Linked DNA regions of Homo sapiens: regions 1 and 3 are each linked to region 2. A link is a loop called in an ENCODE intact Hi-C map of the cell type or tissue named here. Cell type or tissue: PC-9. All regions are shown on one strand. Links, peaks and the distances in the headings refer to the core of each region. The heading gives the core; the rest is flanking DNA. Region 1 overlaps PTCHD1-AS (PTCHD1 and PHEX antisense RNA). Region 2 overlaps PHEX (phosphate regulating endopeptidase X-linked). Region 3 overlaps PTCHD1-AS (PTCHD1 and PHEX antisense RNA).

Region 1 (6,679 bases), core at 863-5,862, 230 kb after region 2:
TACTAAAGAAGATGCTATGACATTAGAAGGATCAGGATTTATAGACCAGGGGAATGATTTTATAAATGGTATCTGTCCATCTGCTATACAGAATGTTCATATCCTTACAAAACATGTTTTCCTGTACTCAGGTCTTCATTTACTGTTATTTTCTGCCCGCCTACTAATGTACGCATTTTGGATTTCTATCGTAGCTAAATATGCCTGTCTTTTTCTCTTCAGTACAAAACAACTTGTTCAAATCCAGAGGCCAACAGCTTCCACATAGTGTTAGAAAAAGAGTTTGCCCAACCGAAGAGCTATAAGCTATCTATTTATTTATTTGAGACGGAGTCTCACTCTGTCGCCCGGCTGGAATGCAGTGACGCGATCTCTGCTCACTGCAACCTCCGCCTCCCGGGTTCCAGTGATTCTCCTGCCTCAGCCTCCCGAGTAGCTGGGATTAGAGGCGCAGGCAACCACGCCCAGCTAATTTTTGTATTTTTAGTAGAGACAGCGTTTCACCATGTTGGCCGGGATGGTCTCTATCTCTTGACCTCGTGATCCACCCACCTCGGCCTCCCAAAGTGCTAGAATTATAGGCGTGAGCCACCGTGCTCGGCCTATAAGCTATTTATTGTGCTATGGCAAACTAGTTTAACAATTCTGGGTCTCAATGTTCTCATCACTAAGACAGAAGTTTGGAATAGATAATCTTAATGTTCAGTCCTGGTAGGGCATGCAGTTCACCCTTATCAAAGAGACAACTGATGACCAACCTCCCACAGACCTAGGACATGAACCTAAGGTGCTTGACTTCAGGTCCAGGGTTTCAAGTCTCATTTCTAATACTTCATTCTCACAAAAATGAGTGACTTTAAGTCGTGTTATTTAAAGGGGGTAGTAGAGGAGAGATGAGGATGATGAGGTGAGTGGTGGAGAAGAACTTTCTGGGTAGAGAGATTATCATGAAGAAATACCTAAATGCAGGACAGATGTTGGCTTATTTGATGAACTAACAGAGAGTCAGCATGACTGGAGTGTAGAGACTGAGAAGGATAGAGTAAGAGACGAGGGTGGAGAGGTGGCCAGGGGCCATGTCATATATGACCTTTTGGTAATGTTAATGAGTTTGGATTCTTTTCAAAGTGGAATGAGAAGCCACTAAAAGGTTCCAAGAAGAAAAGTGTCATGATCTGGTATTTGCTTCACCTAAGCTTCATCAGGGCTTTATGTCCAATATTTAATCTCCAATAGATGCCACACTGTCTGGTACATAGTAGGCCCTCAACACATTTGAGGACTAAATAAGTAAATAGAAGAATAAAACAATCAATGTAGCTGTAATGTGAAGAATAAGTCAGAAGCATGGGAGGGGTGCTATTAGGGAGATATTACAGTATTCCAGCCAGATGGGTCTTAGTCTGTGGTGGAAACATTAACAAAGGAAGGAAGTAGATATATTTCAGAAGTATCCTGTACAGAGAACCATCAGAACTTGGTCAGAGGATGGAAGGTATTGAGGATGACTTCTAGTTTTCTAGCTTGAAAAATTTGGTAGCTAGAAGTAGCATTTCTTGAAATGAGGACGGAAGGGGGAGCAGATTTGAGAAAAGACCAGGGCTTGAGTTTGAGCATGATGCAGTTGGGATACCTAGGAGAAGATAGCCAAGTGGAAATATCAAGTTATCAATTAGATGCATCAGGTTGGAGGTTAGAAAGGAGATTCCGGTTAGAGATGTAAATTTGGGCACTGTCCGCAAATAAACATTTTTAAAATAGCTATAGGCAAGTGCTTGGAAAAGAGAAGCAGAACACAGGCCTCAAGAATTCAACATTTAGAGTTTTGGTAGAGAAGAAAGGCCCAGCAAAGGAGGTAGAAGAACTATGTCCAATAAATGAGGGGGCAAAGTCAGAAAAGCAAGGCATCCTGGAAGCAATCAAGACCATTTCAGGAAGGAGGAGAAGCGGTTAACAGTGTAGAATTCTCCAGAGGGGAATACATGACAATAATCTGCATTAAGATTATATGTATTAGATTGAATCCTGTTAAACTGCTGTTTTTGTATTAAAAAGTGGTCAAATATTGGCAACTTTGTATGGGTCAACATAATACACAGTTTGCTTGAAAAGTATATATTTCAGGGGGCCATCTCTTCCATTAAGTGAGGAACACCTGTAATCACAATTGTAATGTCTTCTCTCCAACATCTCTCTGTCTATTTTGTTTTTGCCTACCTTCTTTTGGTAAATGTTTATTTACTTGGCTTTTGTTCTAAAGACTGGGGAAGCCATCGAAACATTTTAAGCAGAGAGTGACAAGATCTGAATAGGTTTTGTTTCATTTGACTGTAAACTAGTGAACCCATTTCTGTTTTCACCCACAGCCCTTTGCCTAGTGTGTAGTTCATAGCAGGAATTTGATATTTTTTATAGGCCAAAGAGGTTCTTTCCTCAATGTGCAGCACAAGCCCAGTCTGAAAGTATTTTCTCTAATATTTTAAAATATTATCGACATTTAACCTTCACCATATAAATTATATGACATCTTCAGCTTACCTATCATTGTTCTTATTATCTAAACCATGACTTTTGCCATTTGAGTATAGAAGTGTCCTGAGTTACAGAGTCAAGGCTGGTTTCACTATGATGTCAACACAGACATTGGACGAGGAGTTCAGAATCCTGGCATCTGTTCGCTGCATCATGAGCAAGTTCACATTACCTCTGGAAGCTTCAATTTCTTTACTTTTTTGGTTTTCATTCTTTTAAAAATAACTAGATTGAACTGAACGATTTCTTTTGGTTTTCTTTTAGCTCTAACATTTTATGCTTCTATTAATGATTTAACATTCAGATAGAATATTAGTTTCTTTGTTTTGGAGTTTTTTGCTCAGCCTAAAGAAAGCCCAGTGGCTAGTCAGTGTTCCTGGGCTGGCTTCATTCTCCCTAGACCCCCTCCTAGTGGCTTGGTTCCCCTGAAAGACTCCTTTGTTGCCTTCTCAGAGTGTCCAGCCAAGATAGATCATGATGCATCCCATTGATGTTTTGTCTTATAGAAGTTCTAAACTAGCTACCTTCTGACCAGGACCTGAGGCCAATGTCAACATGCTTTGTTTATCCCATCAAGTAGTTTTTAATGTGAACCAATGCTATAAAATTGGGAGATTTCACACAAAAATTTAGATTTTTAGTTTCTTTAAAAACTCAAGATCTTTGGCCACATGGGGTTGGCATTCTTTTAGGGCAAAAACTGGCTGGGTCTGAGTAGCAGTGGCCCCCCTTTTGGACTGGAAGTTCACTCTCTGGTTCATGACTCACCATTCTGTGCTGCTTTTTGTGCCCTGCACTTCTCCCACATTGACTCACTTTCCCAGTCATTGTAGATATTTGGATTTGATCCACACAGGATGACCCAAGTTGGAAAGGCACCTCAATGACGAAACATCAGTGCAATATGAACCCTGTCCAGGTATGCAGCTCAGTTTCTCATCTCTTTTTGCTGAGACCTCCAAGAGTCACGTACCATTGGTCAAAGTATTATCTAAAAATAGTAAGCAAATTAAGGGAACAGGACTTCGCTGTGTTTAGTCATGGTTTTCACAAATGCCTCAGATCAGTGTTTCTCAGCCCTGGCTATGTGCTGGAGTCATGTGAGGAAGTTTGAAAAAAAAAATACTCATGTTTGGCCGGGCGCGGTGGCTCACGCCTGTAATCCCAGCACCTTGGGAAGCCGAGGTGGGCAGATCATGAGGTCAAGAGATCGAGACCATCCTGGCCAACATGGTGAAACCCCGTCTCTACTAAAAATACAAAAAACTCAGCCGGGCGTGGTGGCGGGCGCCTGTAGTCCCAGCTATTTGGGAGGATGAGGCGGGAGAATGGCGTAAACCCGGGAGGCAGAGCTTGCAGTGAGCCAAGATTGCGCCACTGCACTCTAGCCTAGCAATAGAGTGAGACTCCGTTAAAAAAAAAAAAATGTGTATATATATATATGTTTAAGTTTTACCCCAGAACAACTAGATCAGAATCTCTGGGGGAGAGGCCCAAGCATGAGTATTTTTTTTTTTTTAATCAGATGTTCTAATGTGCAGCCAGGGTTGAGAAACACCACTATAGAAGCTCCAAATCCACAAGTACTGACATCATCAGCCTAGAGAAATCCTCAAAAAGTCTGGGGAGTTATTTGTGGCTGGTTTTGCAGCCTTTATGGTGTCAGTAGAAACTGTACCTAAGAATAGCCTCCTCCTCACAAACTGGAATGCCCATCTGGCTGGGGTTTCCATCACACCTGGCAGTGCTGGAGAGATGCACTTCCAGCATGGGCCATTTAACCAGCACTACCTCCTTTCATTTATGTGAAAAATGTAGGGTGGAGTAGGGGTGGGAAAAAGGCCTAAATCTAGTGTTGACAGGTGAAAAAGAGAAGGGGGAGATGGAGGGCTGGTGACTTACAATCCAAATGGCATTTCATCTATTATGAAAAAAAAAAATGGTTTCAAGATCTTAGCTTTTAAGATGATTGAGGAAAGAGTGAAAAATAAACTGGTGGTAAGACAGACAAAAATATAAGTTAAGAAGAAGTTGCTTCTATTTGAAGTGTTTGTTTTCTTCCAAGTGTCCCCATTTGGGTTACTTTGATCTAGAACATCTGAAAAATGACTTCCCTCTTGGAGTGTTGTTAAAAATTTAAAAGACCAGGGAAAAATCCAAAGTAATGCCAAATTAATCATTGTTTCCAAAGTTTCCATAGATAAATTATTTCTCCAAACGACCCAGAATAATAGGGTGAGAAGAAGGGCTTTAAACAAGAGTGATTCAATGACATTTTCCTCGTGTGCCTTCCCTGTAACATCAGAACAATAGGCTTTGAATCCAAGCCTAATATGGAATTGAAAAATTGCAGACTTAGGGTTTATGATGAATACAACCCAGCTGGAGCATTCAATGAACAATGGCAGGAGGGTTTGGTGAAGCCAATCTGGCCCGCTGTGGTTCTGCCACAAGGGAACGATGGGTTTTAAAGGACACAACCTAATTTCTCTCTGCAGCTGGGTGTCATTGACTAATGAAAATATATTGGCACACTGCTCATGGGTTATTGTTCCATGTAACTGCACCTCTTAGCTGGGGATTTGTAAGCAGGCCATGATTGAAAGCAATATGACTGTGCTTGGTTATTAAAATATTCCAAATACAGCCTGCCCTATTTATTGGAAACAAAGTTTGACAAGATTATGTTGATATGAGGAGCAGATAATGAAACATCTCCGTGCACAGGCACTGCCAATGTCAACTGGGCAGAATTACAGTCCTTAAATATTTATATAGGAAAATGAAATACAACTATTAATACTTCCAGGAAGTGATACAGTGTGAGAGGAGAAATAGACATGAGGAATAGGATTCTGGGCTACTTCTAACAGGCCAATTTATCATTTTTATAAAATGGCTGCATGTCTCATTTGTGGAAACTCTTCAAAGAATGAGAAAAAGCATAAACACCTCTAAAACCTCTAAAAATGAGGCATGTTTAAACAAATGTGTTACAAAACCTGATGACTAAATTAATGTGTTAGAAAGGCTTCATTTTTGTAAGGGCAACTTCTTCTAGGATAATTTAAGCTCTAGCCTATTTATTTATTTAGTAATTTGAAAGCACACTTTATTAACTTGGATAATGTAATTCTGTTTTCTTTTGCTTTGTATTGTCTTTGGGAGAAATGTCTAAAAGCAAAAAAGGTAAATGTCCAGACAGGCATTATTCACCTTAAAAAGCACATAAAACAATAGAAAAGGCAGTAGTCTAAGAATCAGAGGATCTGAGTTTTAATCCGATGTTTGCCTCTAGCCTGAATTGTAGAAAAGTTGCTTTCACATTTCATGCCTAATTTCCACACTTACTTGTCATATTTACCGTCTGTATTTTGGCATTTGACAATATCTTTATTTTTCTGTAAATATTTTAGGAATGCATGTCTCATATTCAGCAAATTTATGCATTTTCATTATCTGATTTCTTATGGTTTCCATCCATTTAAACACGGAGGGTTATGAACAGCCACAACTTTCCTGGTTCTGGGGCCTTTGGGTCCCCCGCCCTCCAGTTTTCCCTTTCTCTGACTTTTGCCCTTTCCTCACTCTGTCACTCATTCTAAAGTGACATGCTTTCTGCCCCTCATCCTTTCTCGATCCCCTTCTTTTGTCCCTTAGTCTCCTCACTCTTTGCCCTTTAGCAGCCTCCTCTCTGAGGTGGGCAGCCCAGGGGTGCTTTTTGCAGGCTTGACATCTCTCTCCTGCCCTTGATGGAGCAAAGTCAATTATACTTTGCTTAAAATGCTGTTTTAAAGGCAAAATGAAAACCACTCAACTAAAATTTAAAAGTCTTCAAAAGGCTGTTAAAATCATCACATTCAATATAAAATGGCCTGAGCTATACAGTCCTCTTAGAAATACATTTTTAAATAAACCAATAAGTTTAGCTAATTGGCAAACTGCTCATTTGCTGAATCAATTTTAAATGAATTGCACTAGAGCCAAAACTGGTCTTATTTTTGCTCTTCTCTTTCCTTCTTTCCGTCCTCCAACCACCTCCTCTTTTTTTTTCCCACCATCTTCAGTCAATGTTCAATTTGCTGATGATGACTTCGGTATTGAACTGAATAAAGCAGTTGGCAGGAATGTGTAGAAGATAGAAAAA
Region 2 (5,000 bases), core at 1-5,000:
GTTGTCCGCGCTGGTCTCAAACTCCTGGGCTCAAGTGATCCACCTGCCTTGGCCTCCCAAATTGTTGGGATTACAGGCATGAGCCACCATGCTGGGCCTGGTTAGTTATCTTTTAGTGGTGGAAAAAAGGGAATTTTCCTGGAAAAAGAAGTGTTGCCAGAGCATGGAGTCAAGCTGAAAGAACCCCTTACTTACCATGTTGAGTAAAGAGTCATTTCTCATGCAAGCCAATTTTGTTCCAGAAAACCTCGACTGAAGCTTCTTGGCTTTGACGTTCCCTCTTTGGGTATTTTCTTGTAGATGGAGGAATTGGTTGAGGGCGTTCGCTGGGCCTTTATTGACATGCTAGAGAAAGAAAATGAGTGGATGGATGCAGGAACGAAAAGGAAAGCCAAAGAAAAGGTAAGGATTCCTTTTGATGAAAAAAAAATAAGACTTCTGGTTTAATGGATGTTCATGCTTGACATTGACTGTGTAGTTGGTTTTTATATTGACTGAACTGTTGACTCTGAATGACCCCAGAGTTAGCTGTCTGCTTTTGGATGAATACATAGATTTTTGTTTCACCAGGAGGTAAGAGAAAATAATACCTGAATTTTTCGAACTGCATTTTCAAATACCTTGTAATTCGGCCTTTCCTTTCTCCTAATTGCTGTCTGTAAGAGGCACATGGCTTGCTGCCTGGTGAATTGTGTCATAAACCATCACTGGATATGGCAGAATGCAGAGCAGTGGGGAGTCACAGGGAGCAGCTGGAACAAGAGCCCCTAAGACACCAAAACGAAGAAAACCCATATTGGCCACATGTCCTTCTGCTCTGTGCATGATGCATGCAAATGTCCTGGGGCAAATCCTTTCCTGTAACCAAGCATATCTCCTTCCCGACCCATCATTTGGCACAAATGACCCAAATAGTATACTGATAAACTGCAGACCAGTGTTCTACCATTGCTTAGGACTACAAACGTATTTCCTAATAGAAGTGGACACTTGCTGGGCCTTGTAAAATTTTCTGATACTATGCGACACGATAAGGGAACAAAGGAGAAAAGTATTGACAGCCATGCTGTTTAAAAGTAGAAAACGGGCTGGGTGCAGTGGCTCACGCCTGTAATACCAGGACTTTGGGAGGCTGAGGCAGGTGGATCACTTGAGGTCAGGAGTTTGAGATCAGCCTGGCCAACATGGCAAAACCCCATCTCTGCTAAAAATACAAAAAAATTAGTCGGGTGTGGTGGCATGCATCTGTAGTCCCAGCTACTCGGGAGGCTGAGGCAGGAGAATCGCTTGAGCCTGGGAGGCGGAGGTTGCAGTGAGTTGAGATCGTGCCACTGCACTCCAGCCTGGGTGACAGAGCGAGACTCCATCTCTGAATAAATGAATGAATGAATGGGATCCATTTTGAATTCCAGAGATTCTGATAGAGCTGGAATTCAAGTGGGTGGAGCATACCTGCTAGACTCTTGATGGATGCTTCTCTGCAGCTGAGCATTTCTTGTATCTAGAGGTATTTTTGAAAGCTTCCTGAGTATAACAATCACCTGGGTTGCCTGGACGCTCTGGCTTTCTGGGCCCCTTCCCAGCAAGGCCTGGGTTAATGGATCATGGATGCAGGCTGAACAGCTGTCACTTTAGCCAGTCTCCGGGTGATTGTTATCACTAGGCAGGTCTGGGGAAACACTGCCTGGAGTCATACTGAGTCATACTGAGCACAAATATTTTTGCCTCAGCGTTCTGGGAATGCTTAACCTTGTTGAAATGAGAACACGTAGAGTTTTAGCAAGGATATTTTCTAGTGCTTTAAACTCATGGTACTGGAGATGGATAAACATTGCCATAGATACTTTTGTCAGTAGATGTGAAAAGGCGTTTGTTCAGTGTTTATAATGAAGGAAGAACTGGGATGGTGGGTGGCAAGGCAGCGTTGGAGGAAGACAAAGAGTAGGTTTGATTTTTTGTTTCCCCTTCAAAAATCTGTCAAAGCTGTCCTCAGTCACATAAGGCACAGGCTGATGAAGGCAAGAGCACATGGGCTGTGATGGGAAACTCTCCAGATGGTAGACAACTTTCAACACCAACATATTGTTGTTTTATGAAGGCTTCATTTATTTGCTGAGCTAGCTTGTGGTATGTGGAACAGGATGTGTCTTGCCCTGGGCAGTTGAGCGCTTAGTGTATTAAGGGCTCTTTATCCTCGCCTGACCCCACATGAACCGAAGAGGTGCTTGCATGAATTAGTACAGGACCACCAGGGTGGAGGGTGGGGTGGAGTGTGTGTGTATGTATAGGTGTTGGGGGTAATGTGTTATGAATAGCTGGATGCCAGGGGAATGTTCTGGGAAGTGCAGTCAGTTCTTTGAGCAGTGTGGATTGCAGTTGCCTCAGGGAGCTCTTCTGAGTGGCATAAGGGAGTGGGTGCCTCACAGTTGGCCCTTCTCGGCAAGTGGCCCATGGGTCCTTCTTGAAGCAGGACTATTCTCAGTTCTTCTAATATTAGACATGTTCCTGTTTGCCTCCCGAGTTGCTCTCCAGTCTTCTATTTTATTTCAATGAGAGCTGTCAGTTTTTCTTCTAAAAGCGTTCTTTGAACACTCTGCTTTCTTTGAGCTGAGTTCAACCTGCCAGGAACTCTGCTAGTTCCACGACAGGTACAAATATCAAAGGCAAATTGGATCTCACAAAGTTCCCCGACTGTATCTTGCATTTCAGAGTTCAGAGAAGTTTCTTTAACGAAATGCAAGAAAGATGGATGTTGTTGAAGCAATTTCAGCAGTTCTTTGAAGTGGGTCCTTTCCTGGACCCCAGAAGATGTAAATTTTTTTTTTTTTTTTCCCCTCAAAATTAAATGAACATGCAGTTCTTAAAATGACCTCTGGGTGGAGCTCGTGGTACTCACAAAGAACACTAGCGGCGTTGAAAGCTTTTATGCAGCTTTCTACTCCGGCGTTGTTTTTGAAAAAAAAAAAATTTCTTGCCCTTTTTCTCTGCTGTCCTCGATTTGATTGCCTTTTAATAGTCAACAAGAAAGGAGAGACTTTGCCTAATAATTCCTTGAATCTTAGATGGAAATCTCCCACTATCTTAGGGTTTTGTCTTTCTGATACTGAGTAGCCCCTGCATTAAGAAAGGATTTGCCTGCATTTGAAGTGGAGGTGAATAACTCGCCTGCTCTTCCTGGTATGACTTGGCACTGTTCTTTGGGCATGTGTTGTATGCAGTGTATCACCCAGGCGGAAGATTTCTCATCAATAATAGTGCCCACACTGGGCCAATGCTGAGTCACTTGGCAACCCATTGGGAAAGCTGGAAAAATGTTCTGATTTGTGAAAGGGAGAAGCTTTTCTTTCCCTCACCATGAAGCTCTGGACCGCAGCTAATTACAGAGCCTCCTAAGAAGTGTTAACCTCAGCATTCCATAGTGACCGACCTCCTGAACCGGGCAGGTACAGAAAGCTGCAGTGTTCTGAGGCCTAATACCTTGGCTTTTGTAGCAATGACCTCGTCTCAAAATGGAAGTGTGTGGATGTGGCTTTGTTGTACTCTTTGCTAGGGGTGTTCACTGTAAAAGATAAATGAGGATGCCTCTGCTCCCGTGAAGGGTAAATTTGTTTTCTCTGTCTCCCTGCCTTTTCCTGCTCATCTCTTAAGAGGTCACGAGTAGTTTTTGTATTGTGAAACTGATGGTGTAGGTTTCAAGTGGAAATTTAGTATCGTGAAATAAGCACCGCTTTTTGTTTAGGATTCTCTGTTCCCTGCAAGCATGTGCTCTTATTGTAAATAAGCAGCAAAGGACAGGGCATCTGTTATTTTTCTGGTGACCACAGCTGTTGAATGAGTGTCAGGTGATAAAATAATGATTTTAGGGGTGTCTTCTGGAGGATTTGCCCTTGCCAGAGTAGAAGAGGAGGATCTCAAGGTCGCTACATCAGGATTCTGACTGAGACCTGGCAGGAGAGCGTCAGATCAGGAGGAGCAACTTCCTGAGCTTGGCTTATCTCCAGCTGGATTTGACTATATAGCCAAAAAGCTGGATCCCTTCGGAATTATTTGTTTGTTTGTGCTCTTTGCCCCTGGGACCTAAGTTTGTCAGGTCACATCCAAAGAAAAATAGCAGGATGGGACTCACAGGGAGGTGGCATCCTAATGATGCTCTGAGGGAGTGGCCTTAACCTTGGCCACAGCAGGTGCAGAGAAGTCGGCTGAATGGTCCTAAATTTATTGGCATGTGACTCTCACACACAGGCTTTGAGTGAGGTGGTGAGAGTTTTCTTGCAGAGGGCGAAACAGAGGTGTAGCCCACTTCTTTGGCTTTGTCTCTAAGCTCTACCAGGCCTAGGTACTGGACTTCTCCCAGGTATGCGGTCAGGGCTCTGCTTATATCCGGAGCCTGGTGGTTCTCAAGGTGTGGTTCCAGACCAGTAGCAGCAGTGGTCCCTGGGAACTCATTAGAGATGCAAATTTTCACATCCCCACCTGCTGAGCTCTGGGAGTAGGGCTCAGTGCCTTGTGTTTTACCTGGTGATTCTGCTGCGTGAAAAGGGTTGGGAACCCCTGTCTTGTCCTTACCACTTCACAGCACACCTGCCTGACTTCCAACTGCAGCCTCCTGCATTTTGGCCAAGAGCATTCTCTCCCTGCTACAGCCTGCTTTGCTACTCATAAAGAGGGCCCAAAGGACGGGGAATGACCACACCTTCCTCAGAAGTCCTCACCCAACAGTTGATGGGAGTTGCTGTGTGTGGCCCCCGCTCCCTCATCCCTCTAGTGCGTGTTCCACATGGGCTCTGGGAGCTTTTCCAATGGGCTAGAGCTATTATACTAGCTAAGATACTCGTTGCTGACTGCCTTTCTTTCTCTACATATTTCCTCTTTCTCCTACCAGTGTTTCTTTTGCTGCCCAAATGAACTGCTCGCACTTGAATCCTTGTCTTAGAGTCTGTTTCTGGGGGATTCCCAACTAGGACACAGCCCCTGGGGGTATACGCTTTCCCAGTGCTTCC
Region 3 (6,679 bases), core at 664-5,663, 390 kb after region 2:
TGGGAAATATGTAACAGACTGGATGACTGCTTCTTACTGATGCTGGAGAGGAGGTTTGTGCATCAGAGAAAAGGTGTAAGTAAATGACCCTTTCAGGTCTTTCTAATTTTCAGTCAATGATTTCACAATTTGGCTCTAAGCCCTCTTTCTAATATTATATCTTATTGTTTCCTCATGCAAATCCTCTGCCTTAGACACCCAAGCACACTCATAAACACTTAACAAGTTTCATGCTTTCTCACCATTTGAATTTTCTGCCACTTTCTCCACTTTGTCTTTATCTTTACAGTATAGGCCAAACATTTTGAAAGTAAAAGTCTTAGTAAAAGTTATAAAGTATATGGTATATTAAAGCTTAATTTCCATGTACAATATTATTAGGACTTGGTTTTTCATAGCTATGCTATGCTTGAACCTGAAATACTTAAATGAATACATATGAAAGATGAAAAGATGAGTTACCTCCCCACCCATACATACTCATTTAGAAAGGGATAATCTGTGTGGGCTAACACACTTGAATTAGTAAAAATATCTCCAATCTTTTAGATTTTTTACTTATATTACAATTCACTTCTGAAGATGTGTAGACTTCAACATTAAAATTAAATAAGAAATAAAAGGATGTCTTTATACAATGCTTCGTCAAAAATATATATGTTAATACTTCCTTATGGAGGAAAGATTTCTGGGAGAAACGAAGGCAAGGGAATGAGCTGCTGGTGATTAGTTGGTTTAATAGTTTTACATATTTGTCGTCAGAATCCTTTAAACCAAAGCTTGGTGGGAGGCACAGTTTGAAAACTTAGAGTTGCTTTAATTAAGGAGGTGGTGGGAGAAAAGAAGATCCTGCCTGGAAGACTAAGAAGGTAATGGGAGTGCTCTTTAAAGCTGTGCCAAAGAGGTTCACAATACCTTTTTGCCATGAGAATCAGGACCATTTTCCTGTCCCGAGGGCAGCATGGGCTTGTTCTCACAGTCATTCAGAAGGGCAAATGAGAAGTTTTGTGTGTGCCTATGAGCTAAATAATCATTTTCAACTAGCTTTGTGGATTACAACGTCATTTTGTGACACAACTTGAGACTCTACACTGACTCCTCCATGTGGATTTCAAAACCCCTAAATTATGCCCCACCATCTTGATTTCCTAGTATTTTATATAAACTCACATCAATTTTTCCCCAATATTTTATTACGCAGGACCTGAAGTTTTCCTGGGGAAAAAGTATTAGTGCTAAAATATGCATTTTTCTATTGGAAATAATAAAATAGTCCAAAGATATTTCCCCTTTTCCATAAAATTCCAAGGGAAACCCACTTAGAAAATTTAGAGTGTAATTGAAGAATTCTACTGAGCATACATGACATAAAGTTAAACAATACTTGGGTAGAAAAATGTTTGGAGATCCCTGTCAGGACATAATTTTTCTGTTATTTAATGAAAAAGATGACTTGCTATGGTTTTTAAATCTGCTTAAATGTGTTTCATTTGATCACATTAATATTTGTACAGTTATTTTTCCATTACTCATGAAACACTAAAAACACTAAGCAATAATTGCACATGCTTTTTCCTTTTATGACCATACATTTTCCCGGACAGGTCTTATAAATTCACATATGTTATCAAAAACTTTTTTTTTTGGAGATGAAGTTTCACTCTTGTCACCCAGGCTGGAGTGCAATGGTGCGATCTCGGTGCACTGCAACCTCCACCTCCTGGGTTCAAGAGATTATCCTGCCTCAGCCTCCCGAGTAGCTGGGATTACAAGCACCCACCACCACGCATGGCTAATTTTTGTTTTTAGTAGAGACAGGGTTTCACCATGTTGGCCAGGCTGGTCTCGAACACCTGACCTCAGGTGATCCACCCGCCTCGGCCTCCCATAGTGCTAGGATTGCAGGCATGAGACACCGTGCCTAGCCCAAAACTTTTTATGATATATTAATAATATGTTTGACAAAGCAAATACTTTCAGTGTAATTATTCACATTGACTGAAAGAATCCTTTACTACAGCCCTCTATCTTATTGCTCACATAGATGATTCATTAAAAATCTAGATATATAGATGGCTAGACATGAATGTGGTATGGTTCTCAGAGCATAAGGTCTCCTAGATGGAGTAACGGAGGAGCATAACCTCTCCGTTACTCAAGGACTACTCTTATGCCTCCATCTCTAACTCATGGGAGGAATAGGAACATTGAACAGAGATTTGGTGCCTTCCTTTACTCACAGCTTGTACACAACTCACTGTGATGGTGATGTGTTTAGCCTGTGAACCTATGTAACAGAACTCGACAGGCAAAAAAATAGTTTCCTTCCACATTAAAAAGCAAACAGTGCAGCCATAGAAAAGAACGAGATCATGTCTTTTGCAGGAACATGGATGGAGCTGAATGCTATTATCCTCAGCAAACTAATACAGGAAAAGAAAACCAAATACTACGTGTTCTCACTTATAAGTGGAAGCTAAATGATGAGAGCTTATGAACACAAAGAAGGAAACAACAGACACTGGGGGTCTACTTGAGAGTGGAGGGAGGGAGGAGGGAGAGGAGCAGAAGAGGTAACTATCGGGTACTGGGCTTAACCCCTGGGTGATAAAATAATTTGTATAACAAACCCCCATGACATGAGTTTTCCTATGTAACAAACCTTCACATGTACCCCCAAACCTAAAATGCTAAAAAAAAACCAAAAAACACCCCAAAACAAAAAAATCTTTACCCCCAAAACCAAATAAAAACCCCCCTTGTTTTATCTAAATCATTATTAAATGCAGTCCTTCCTTAAAATTTTTACATTTTGTTATATTTACATAACGATAAAATCATTTCCCACTTGATATAAGAACAAAAATCTGTTAATTCATTATATTATTAGAATAAGCAAATTAATTACTGCTAACATCAAATTCATTTTAATTTCCATGACCGTCATATAGAGTTCTATACATAGAGAGTGGAACTCCACAATGAAAACGTGCTTAACTCTTTTTATTTCCTCCTCACAGCATGTTCTGCTTTAATGACATATTGAGGGAATAAAATACATGGAATTTTATTCTAGTATCAAGTGAGATTTTAAAATATATGTGAAAATATTTGATAAATGCTTTTTTTCCTAATGGGTGCACTTAGAAATTATAGTTTTAGGTATATTTATATTTTGGCCATATAGTCTCTTAAATAAGTAAAACAAAGCATACTGTAACAAACTATTTTGGTCAAAACTCTAAACAGTATATAGACTTCAAAATAACTTACTCAAAATTCATGAGATTTAGATTTCATGCTCAACTTATCAGGAGGAAACACATCCAAAATAGAAGTGGGTTGACTCTATAACTTCTACTCAATGGCTATATCTACATAACTGTGAATTAAAACAAACAAAAAACAAAAGCTAGAAAACTGAAATTGGTTCTTAGTCATTATGTCTAGTTATGACAAATCGAGACACTATGAGATGATTTTCTCCTCCGGAAACCAGGCATTCAAAGACTTCCAGTGACTCAGGATGGGAGTGTACAGAAGAGAAAAGAGGAACGAAGAAAGCACTGATGCAAGAAGACACAATTCATCAATTCATAACCACACCCTGATCTCCACTACCATAGCATTACAGCCATGATCTCTTTCAGCCTTCTCTCTGCCACTATTGCCCTCAGTGCTGATTTTAATAGATTTTACCTCTTTAGGATGGTAGTGATGAGGAGGGATACTGAACTACCGTGATTTGCCGTGAATTTTCCTAGGAAGGGCCCCAGGGGTCTGCCATGTAAGCGTAACAACTCTTATGTGAGTGTATCTCACTTTATACACAAACACTGTAATAATTTAATGTTATACATTTCTCAACCTGATATTATTTCCCTTTGATTATTTAGGTTGCACCTACCTCATGAGAAAGATTTGGAGAAGGTGTGAAAACTTTATCCCAAATCTTAGATGCTCTATAAATGTCTTCCATTTTATAAAGGCTATCTGAAAGAGAAGCAAGGACAATTCCGAAAAATTCTTCAATTTTAGGTTTGGTCAAACCAACAATAAATACAAAGAAATGGCTTCATCTGAGTAACTGATACTTCCAAGACTTGGCCATTGCAGTCTTTTGTAGATTATATAATTTACTAGTTAGATTAAAAATTATGGCAGGAGGAAATCTTAGAATGCTTTGGCTACCTATCTACGGATACAAAACCATGGTGTATAATTCCAACCTTATTAAAGCATTAGAACATTGGTTTTTAACTCTCTATTGGATTAGGACCAGGTATACTGGCACAGCTCAGTAAAACCTAAGATTGGAAATAATTTGAAATCTCAAAGTCATTGTCACCTTACCCATTTCACCTGGCTAATTACTTCCTCTCCTTTCATACAACCCAACAAATATGTATTCACATTAGTGGGGAAAAGAAGCTCTCCCTATATTTACACAATGGAGTGATTTTTGCCCTTCTAATTAACCAGCATGAGTCAAACGTTTAAAAGGTTCCAGAAGAAACTGTGCCTTCAATTAACATTCACAGTTTCTAAATTAATCACTGCTGACCTTAACATGCAGGAGTCTTAAAGACATGTTTCACATTTAAAAAATGGTAATTTTATTCAAAGAAATCTAACTACCTATGTTTCATAAGTGTTTGGTCATTGTTTTTCTCCTATCACTGCATAAGGAGTCCTAGAGTTTGGAGCATTGTTTCATCACATCTCTGGATAAAAGCCCTACAAATGATCTTGAGCATGATAATGATATTGTCTTCAATATAAAAATTAATAGTGACTCATTATACACTTTGAAAAATCCATACCATGCTCACTTCAGCAGCATATATACTAAAATTGGAATGATACAGAGAAGACTAGCATGATCCCTGTGCAAGGATGACACACAAATTCATGAAGCATTCCATATTTTTCAATAAATGTCCCCATCGGCAAGTTAGAAAGATCTCAAATTAACAACCTAACATCACAACTAAAAGAACTGGAGAAGCAAGAGCAAACCAACCCCAAATCTAGCAGAAGACAAGAAATAACCAAAATCAGAGCAGAACTGAAGGAGACCGAGACACAAAAAGCCATCCAAAAGATCAAGGAATCCAAGAGCTGTTTTTTTTTAAATATTAATATAATTGATAGACTAGACTGCTAGCTAGACTATTAAAGGGATAAAAGAGAGAAGACCCAAATAAACACAATTAGAAACGACAAAGAGAATGTTACCACTGACCACATAGTAATACAAACAACCATCAGAGACTACTCTCAACGCCTCCATGCACACAAACCACAAAATCTAGAATAAATGGATAAATTCCTGGACACATACACCCTTCCAAGACTGAACCAAGAAGAAACTGAAGCCCTGAACAGACCAATAGCAAGTTCCAAAATTGATTCAGTAATGAACAGCCTACCAACCGAAAAATGCCCAGGACCGGAAGGATTCACAGCCAAATTCTACCAGATATACGAAGAGATAGTACCATTCCTACTGAAACTATTGCAAAAAAATTGATAAGGAGGGACTCCTCCCCAAATCATTCTATGATTCCAGCATCATCCTGATACCAAAACCTGTCAGAGAGACAATAAAAAAGAGAAAACTTCAGGCCAACATCCTTGATGAACACAGAGGCAAAAATCCTCAACAAAATACTTGTAAACCGAATCCAGCAGCACATCAAAAAGCTAATCCACCACAATGATGTAGGCTTTATCCTGGGATGCAAGGCTGGTTCAACACACACAAATCAATAAATGTGATTCATCACATAAACCAAACTAAAGATAAAAACCACATGATTACCTCAATAGATGCAGAAAAGGCTTTCAGTAAAATTCAACATCCTTTCATGTTAAAAACTTTTAATAAACTAGTTATTGAAGGAATATACCTCAAAATAATAAGAGCCATCTAGGAGAAACCCACAGCCAACATCATACTAACCAGGCAAAAGCTGGAAGTATTCCCCTTGAAAACTAGCAAAAGACAAGGATGCCCTTTCTCACCATTCCTGTTCAACATAGTATTGCAAGTCCTGGCCAGAGCAATCAGGCAAGCGAAAGAAATAAAGATCATTGAAACAGGAAGAGAGGAAGTCAAACCATCCCTGTGTGCAGACAACATGATTCTGTATCTAAAAAGTTTTCACAGTCTTGGCCCAAAAGCTCCTTGAACTGATAAACAACTTCAGCGAAGTTTCAGGATACAAAATTGATGTGCAAAAATCACTAACATTCCTATACACCAACAACAGCCAACCCGAGAGACAAATCAGGAACACAATCCCATTCACAATTGCCACAAAAAGAATAAAATACTTAACAATTCAGCTAACCAGAGAGGTAAAATATCTCCACAATGAGAATTACAAAACACTGCTCAAAGAAATCAGAGATGACACATACAAATGGAAAAACATTCCGTGCTCATGGATAGGAAGAATCACTATCATTAAAACAGCCACATTGCCAAAGCAATTTACAGGTTCAACGCTGTTCCTATCAAACTACCAATGACATTCTTCACAGAACTAGAAAAACTATTTTAAAATTCACATGGACCCAAAAAAGAGCCCAAATAGCAAAGGCAATCTTAAGCAAAAACAAAAAAGGAGGGGGCATAATATGACTCTACTTCAAACTATATTACAGGGCTACA

The links. Hi-C counts contacts between places; a loop is a spot of excess contacts. Peaks named below come from ENCODE experiments on the same cell type or tissue, not always from the same donor. Only the 100,000 strongest peaks of a DNase experiment are listed, where the experiment ranks them.
Region 1: it touches region 2 in a loop (14-fold over the local background); 3 of 110 quality-filtered maps call a loop at or near these places.
Region 3: it touches region 2 in a loop (4-fold over the local background); 5 of 110 quality-filtered maps call a loop at or near these places.

The regions. Positions count from the first base shown.
Region 1 is chrX:22,362,247-22,368,925 of GRCh38, forward strand. The region is part of intron 5 of PTCHD1-AS (PTCHD1 and PHEX antisense RNA); the gene reads right to left. Among named protein-coding and RNA genes, the nearest start is that of CBLL2, 93 kb to the left of the region's middle. RefSeq lists an enhancer at 2,778-3,977. In PC-9, for the core only: no CTCF peak of the experiment used is centred there; a DNase peak (open chromatin) is centred at 3,445; H3K27ac peaks cover 2,764 bases.
Region 2 is chrX:22,133,223-22,138,222 of GRCh38, forward strand. It overlaps PHEX (phosphate regulating endopeptidase X-linked), which reads left to right. Exons shown (of 22, transcript NM_000444.6): 12 at 301-402. Among named protein-coding and RNA genes, the nearest start is that of PHEX-AS1, 37 kb to the right of the region's middle. In PC-9, for the core only: a CTCF peak has its summit at 2,865 (motif pointing right); DNase peaks (open chromatin) are centred at 1,679, 2,119 and 3,259; H3K4me3 peaks cover 2,084 bases; H3K27ac peaks cover 4,566 bases.
Region 3 is chrX:22,523,011-22,529,689 of GRCh38, forward strand. The region is part of intron 4 of PTCHD1-AS (PTCHD1 and PHEX antisense RNA); the gene reads right to left. It also overlaps the pseudogene RNU6-266P. Among named protein-coding and RNA genes, the nearest start is that of CBLL2, 250 kb to the left of the region's middle. RefSeq lists enhancers at 3,189-4,388, 3,317-3,446. In PC-9, for the core only: no CTCF peak of the experiment used is centred there; a DNase peak (open chromatin) is centred at 3,511; H3K27ac peaks cover 1,590 bases.